Linked DNA regions of Homo sapiens: region 1 is linked to region 2. Evidence: chromatin loops called from intact Hi-C (ENCODE). Cell type or tissue: endothelial cell of umbilical vein. All regions are shown on one strand. Each heading gives the region's core, and the rest is flanking DNA. Links, peaks and the distances in the headings are about the cores only. Region 1 holds the start of TRIM67 (tripartite motif containing 67). Region 2 overlaps FAM89A (family with sequence similarity 89 member A).

Evidence for each region. Peaks named below come from ENCODE experiments on the same cell type or tissue, not always from the same donor. Only the 100,000 strongest peaks of a DNase experiment are listed, where the experiment ranks them.
Region 1: it touches region 2 in a loop (2.4-fold over the local background); 2 of 110 quality-filtered maps call a loop at or near these places.

What each region holds. Positions count from the first base shown.
Region 1 is chr1:231,160,803-231,163,701 of GRCh38, reverse strand. TRIM67 (tripartite motif containing 67) reads right to left here and starts at 1,644. Exons shown (of 10, transcript NM_001004342.5): 1 at 1-1,644. The coding sequence starts at 732. RefSeq lists an enhancer at 744-1,378 and a silencer at 1,287-1,602. In endothelial cell of umbilical vein, for the core only: no CTCF peak of the experiment used is centred there; no DNase peak of the experiment used is centred there; H3K4me3 peaks cover 651 bases; H3K27me3 peaks cover 1,709 bases.
Region 2 is chr1:231,027,549-231,030,447 of GRCh38, reverse strand. The region is part of intron 1 of FAM89A (family with sequence similarity 89 member A); the gene reads left to right. Among named protein-coding and RNA genes, the nearest start is that of MIR1182, 9.1 kb to the right of the region's middle. In endothelial cell of umbilical vein, for the core only: no CTCF peak of the experiment used is centred there; a DNase peak (open chromatin) is centred at 1,637; H3K27ac peaks cover 1,172 bases.

The DNA.
Region 1 (2,899 bases), core at 164-2,663, 130 kb before region 2:
GGGTCCCCGGGATGGATGGCACTTGAGCTGGCAGGCAGAGCAGTAGAGGACGTCGCACTGCTCGCAGAGCGTGGCTGCTGGCTCTGGCGGGGTGCGGTCGCACAGCTGGCAGATGGCCACCGCCGCGGCTGCAGACGTCCCCGGCACGGCCCCGCGGCCCTGCTGGTACCGCTGCACGATGGCCTCGAGCAGCCGGTTGCGCTGGAAGCCGCGCAGGCCGCGGTGGTCCAGGGATGCGCTGCGGTGGCACTGCGGGCACGTGATGGAGCTCGAAGACGAGGACAGCGAGGAGCAGGCGGCACCCCGAGCCGCCGCAGCCGAGGAGCCGGGTGGTGCGGGCACCATGGGCAGCACGCGAACCCCGTTGGGGGACTTGAGGCTCGGGGTGTAGGACCCGTAGCCGCTGTCTGTCTCGCTGTACAAGCTGAGCTTGTCCGCGTGGTCTCCGCCACCTCCCGCACCGCCGCCGAGGCCGCCAGCTGCACTCCCGCCTGCACCGCCGCAGGCCGGGCCAGCCGCAGCGTCGTGCTCCAGAGAGGCAGCGGCGGCGGCGCCCGCCTGCAGCCCCGATCCCCGGGAAAGCAGGAGCGGCTGGGGCAGGTGCTGCTCACCGTCCGGGGTCTGCACCGCGATGGTGCGAGCGCAAGGCAGGCAGACATTGTGGGAACAGGGCAGGATGATAGGCTCCCGAAACAGAGAGCCGCACACGGGACACTTCAGCTCTTCCTCCATCGCGGCGCCGGCTGCCAGCGCTGCTCTGCGCTGGGGATGAATGGCCGGAGCTCGGGAGACTGGCGGAGGAGGACCAGCGCGGTGCGCCCCGGTGAGACGACGGGCGGGGGCATCACACGGGCATGCCCACTTCACAGCCGAGGGGCACGCCCCTCTCTCTGTCCTGTAGCCACCGCCCTAAGATGATTGAGGGGCGAGAGAAGGGAGGGGGTCCTCACCTCCTGCCCGAGGGTCCCGCACCAGCGGCTTCAACCTGCGGCCAGATTCCGGAGCCGGTCGGCTGCCCTCGCGGTGGCCTGCGAGGAGCTTTAGGTGATGAATCAGCACCAGCGCCGCCGCCGGCTGCAGCGCGCGCCTCCTCTCCACCCCAGGACCAGCGGCCGGGCTGCTGTGCGCTCGCTGCTTCAGCCCCTGGCTCCGGTGGGCGGCTACCCCGAGGCCCCCCTTCTGCCCCGGCCCAACTCCTTATCGGGGTGATAGCGAGGTGAGACAGGCAGGTGCGAAGGCCGCTCAGCCGTGGGGCTGGGATCAGCACCACGAGGCGGCGGACAGCGCCCGGGAGCCGAAGGTGGGGCTCCAGCTGCCTGCTCGCCGACCCCTGGGCCGCCACCCGCCGGGTCGCTGGGGCCGCGGCCACCTCGGCGGGACCCGACCGGCCCGGAGACAGCCGCTCACCCTACTCCTGGGCGGCTGTGGACGCCGGCTGACTGCGCCCTGGGGCTTTCTCCCTGCGGCCGGGATTGACCCGCTTCCCTGGTTCCCAGCTGCTGCTCCTGCGGCGCCTCTGACCTTGGGCCGCGCGACGCTGCAGCCGGCGGGCGGAGGGCGAGCGTCCGGCTGGCTCGGGAATCCCCTCCCCGCCTCCCTCCCGCCGCTGCCGCTGCCTCCCCGCGCGGCGCGCCGAGGAGTTGTAATTTCCAGAGCAGAGAGTAATGGGGAGGAGGGGGGAGGAGGCTTCAGCTCAGCGAATAAGGGCTCGCCTCTTGCTGCTAGGGAATCAAGGGGCAATTTTAAGGGTTTTGCAGGGAGGATCATTGTTAATAACAATCCATTATTTGGATGGAGATTGTATCTTGAATCAGTACAACGACCTGCCCCGCCCCGCCCCTGCCATCGTCTCCCTGGGCCACTCCAGTTCCACACCCCACCCCCAACCCACCGCCATAGAAGGGTGAAAACGGGATCCTAAAAAGCCAGTCGTTTAGAAATGGATAGGCAACATGGCCTGACAGTCGCTTCCTAAAACTACGATAAAGCAAAAAAATCCAAGTCCCAAAATGTCGGGCAGCCTGAAGTCCAAGGGTGAGGTTTTATTTATGAATTGAACCACAAGCCATTTTGTCTCTTCCTTTCAACCAAGGGTGCTCATCCGCGCTCCAGGTCAACTGTGTGCACGGACTGAGAGAGGACACGCGGTGCCGCTCACAAAATGGGGTTTCCTGAGAAAGGCGAGAGCGCGCCCGGGTAGACCCCTGGGAACCCAGCGCCCCCAGACCCAGCCCTACCCCGCTGCGGATGTGGCGGTGTGCGGCGGACGGGAAGGCGGCAAGCGGAGACGTTCCTTTTATGAATGGGAAAATCTCCACATTCTCCAACGCCAGCCACGAGCTGCGGGAACAGCCTCCCACCCGCGGCCCCGGCTGTTTGGTCTGCTCGGCTGTTCTTCCCCGCTGCTGCCGAGGGAAGGCTGGGTGGGGGAGGCAGAGGTGGGTGGGGACGAGCAGAAGAAAGTGCTGGCAGCGCAGCCGGCTCTGCCTACAGAAGTTTCACGCTGGCATGAAACAGATACAAATTAGGAAATCGTTTATTTAACAACGATATGAATATTGAAGTCATGCCTCCCTCCGTCCCAGGTTCTCCCGTGCTCCAAACAAAGACTAAAGACCGGAGTCGTAGCGCCAGGCGCGGGCCCAGGCTTCTGCTAGTCCCCGGGTGAGGAGGCGCAGGCTGGCGGGGTCAGGCAGGGGGAAGCTGCAGCCTGCGCCCAGGGCTTGGGGCTCTGTGCCTAGGGGACAGGAACCCCTGCAGGGGGACCCTTGGGGAGGCGCTTGGCGACGCGCTCCTGGCCGCAGCACGAAGGCCCAGAGCCTTGGAAGTCAGGACGCCCCGGGACCACTGGCCCCACTCAGCAGCTCGCTTAGGCTTTCCCTCGCTCGGATCCTGAAAT
Region 2 (2,899 bases), core at 236-2,735:
TTGTTAAATTGCAGAACAGTCTCTGTGTCAGTGTGGATGCCCTCACTTGTAAGTTAGCAGAAAATCCAATTCAAACAGCTTTACCTGGTAGAGGAGTTTCCTGGAAAGTATAGAGGTGGGATGTGCTTTGGGTTTAATGGGGGTTAATCTGGGGGCACAGTCATGCAACCCGGTTTATCTTCTGTCTCTGAATCCTGATGGCGCTTTAGAGTCTAGTCCTCAGCTTGGCAGGTCTAAAATATTAACAGGAGATGAAGCTGACCAGATGACACGAATATGTTTCCGCCCATGGGAGGAGAAGGCTACATAGGAGACCAGGTCATCAGAAGCCGTTTAGTGAGCACAGAGCTGGAACCCACCAGGGAGCTGAGAGTCCTTCAAGGGTGTTTCTGTCAAGCTTGGGTAGCTGGGCTCATAGCCCGTCTCCAACTGCATCAACACTGATGAAGTCTCTCTTCGGCTTTTTCTAAACACTATGCAGGGCAGCATCCTTCAGTCAACATATCTTTTATCAGAAATCAGGTTATAATCGATTGGATCTCTGCTTTCTTCAATTACAGTCCAGGCCTGTGGATATAAACTAGACACTGTGATTAGATTTGGGGCATTTACCAAGTCTTTAAAATAAATTTGTGAGCCATCTGTATATACTTACTCATTCATTGTGTTTTTAAAAGATAACTGTGAAAGTTTTCTCATTGTTAATACATTTTCACAATAGAAAACTTAGAAAATTCAGAAAAGCCAGGAATAAAAATGGCCTGTGATCCAAGCAGGTTGCTATACCACTGCTGAGACTGGGGCCTCTCTCTTCATCTTCCCTGTACAGGCAGTGCAGGGTGATTGTCAAAGCACCCATTTCAGAGTCCTGCAGATCTGGTCACCTCCCCACTCTGCCACTGACTAGATGGCCTTAGGCAAGGGCCTTTGTCATTCTTTTTTTTTTTCTTTTTTTTGAGACAGGGTCTTGCTCTGTTGCCCAGATTGGAGTGCAGTGGTGCGATCACAGCGCACTGCAGCCTCAACCTCCTGGGCTCAAGTGAACCTCCCACCTCAGCCTCCCAAGTAGCTGGGACCACAGGCACGTACCACCACACCCAGCCAATTTTTAAAATATTTTTGTAGAAATGAGGGTCTCGTCATCTTGCCCAGGCTGGCCTGGAACTCCTGGGCTCAAGCAGATCCTCCTGCCTCAGCCTCCCAAAGTGCTGGGATTACAGGCGTGAGCCTGTAATCTGCAAATGGCAGTTTTTTAATTTCTAAAAAAATCTTAACATTTTTCATGATGTTTTGGTTTAAATCAACACAAATTTCCTTTTAAAGGTTCCTCTCATCTTTTAAGCCTTGTTTCCTAGTGGTCATATTTCTATTGTCCTTGCTTTAAGTTAGGAAGAACTCTCTCCCCCATGCAGCCTCCAGAGATACTCAGAGACTTTCAGTGACTTAACACCCAGCTGGGAGCCACCGCCCTGTCTGGAGTGTATTTGTATGTGGAGCCTACTGTTTTGAAAATCCCAAGTGAAAGGAAGCAGTTTCAAGGGTGGTTTGGGCTTGTTTGGCCCCATTGTTGGGAATGCTGTGGCTCTCGGGGCCACCTGTGTGTGTTGCGGGAGGGGTGGAGGGGAGCTCTGGGCATGGGAGAAGAGGAGTGAATGATCAGGAAGGAAGCAGGAAGCCTGAGCAGAGAGCGGAAGGACCTGCGCTCGCAGTTTACGGCCATGGAAGCTGCTGATTGTTCTTGAATTTAAAGTGGAGAATAAGGGACCACAAATTGCAGGGTTTGAGCATTCCATGTTTTTCTTAAATGAGCCTGTCTGCATTTTCAAAACGTGTGCTTTCAAAAGAGAGCTGTATTTTCTGAATCCAGCTGTGAATGTGGAGACCAGCCGTCCTCCAAGGGCATGCGAGAACACACCGTTGAGATCCAGGCTGCTTCTGCTCGGAGAGTGGCTTGCTCGGCGGCTCCCCAGCCACTCTTTTTCTGGAAGGGTGAGAAGTTCTTGTTCATGGTGACTTAACCATGTCTTGCAATCAAGTCCTTTTGGATGGTTGCTCTCTCCCCTTCCTGCATCCAAGACCCACATACCTTCAGTGTAGAGAGACTGACCACCAGATCTGCCCTCTAAAGAGCGCTCCTGGAGGAAACTTGGTTGGGTGTCTTTGGCCCTTGATGTGATGGGAGGCACGCGGGGACTCAGTGGTCTGATGCTTCCCACAGGGACACCTTGTGTACAGGGCACTCGGCGGCTGCCCGTTCAGTCTGCACCTCTGTGACTGCCCGAGGGATGCAGCCAGAGGGTCTGTGGGTGCCAGCACCACCCCACTGCCAGGCCACTTCTGCGGCTACGTGTTCTCTGGGAGGGTGAGATCTCTGCAGCCAGGCGTTTTCACTGATTCACCAAATATCTGCCTGTCTGCTCTGAGTTTCTGGGCTGGGTGCTGAGAGATCCAAAAGGGAAATGGTGTTTGCCTTCATGGAGCTTGTCCTGTGTCAGGAGAGAGAAGACCTGTGTGCACACCGATAATATAGAGAGTAGTAAATGTCCTAAGACAGGTGGAGACGCCGAGGGCAAAGGATGAACACTGGCTGAACCAATCACAGTCTGAAGAGTGGAGGGAATCAGGTACAGGGCGGGTGGTCGAGGAGCATTCACAGATGCAGTGGGGATGAGGGTGTCATGGGGGACAGTCGGGGCTGTGCAGGTTGGGAGTCAAGGGCGTAAGCCTGAAGAACAGTCAGACCAGATGGTGGAGTGCTGCCTACGGATCTTCCACCTCCCTCTAGAAAATGTTAAGTGTCGCTGTTTAAACAGCCACAGCTGAGGAAGAGGGGCCCGGGCTAGGAAGTCTGGTTTACTGTGCAGTGACTTACCTTATGTCCTCCGAGCTGATTTAGAGG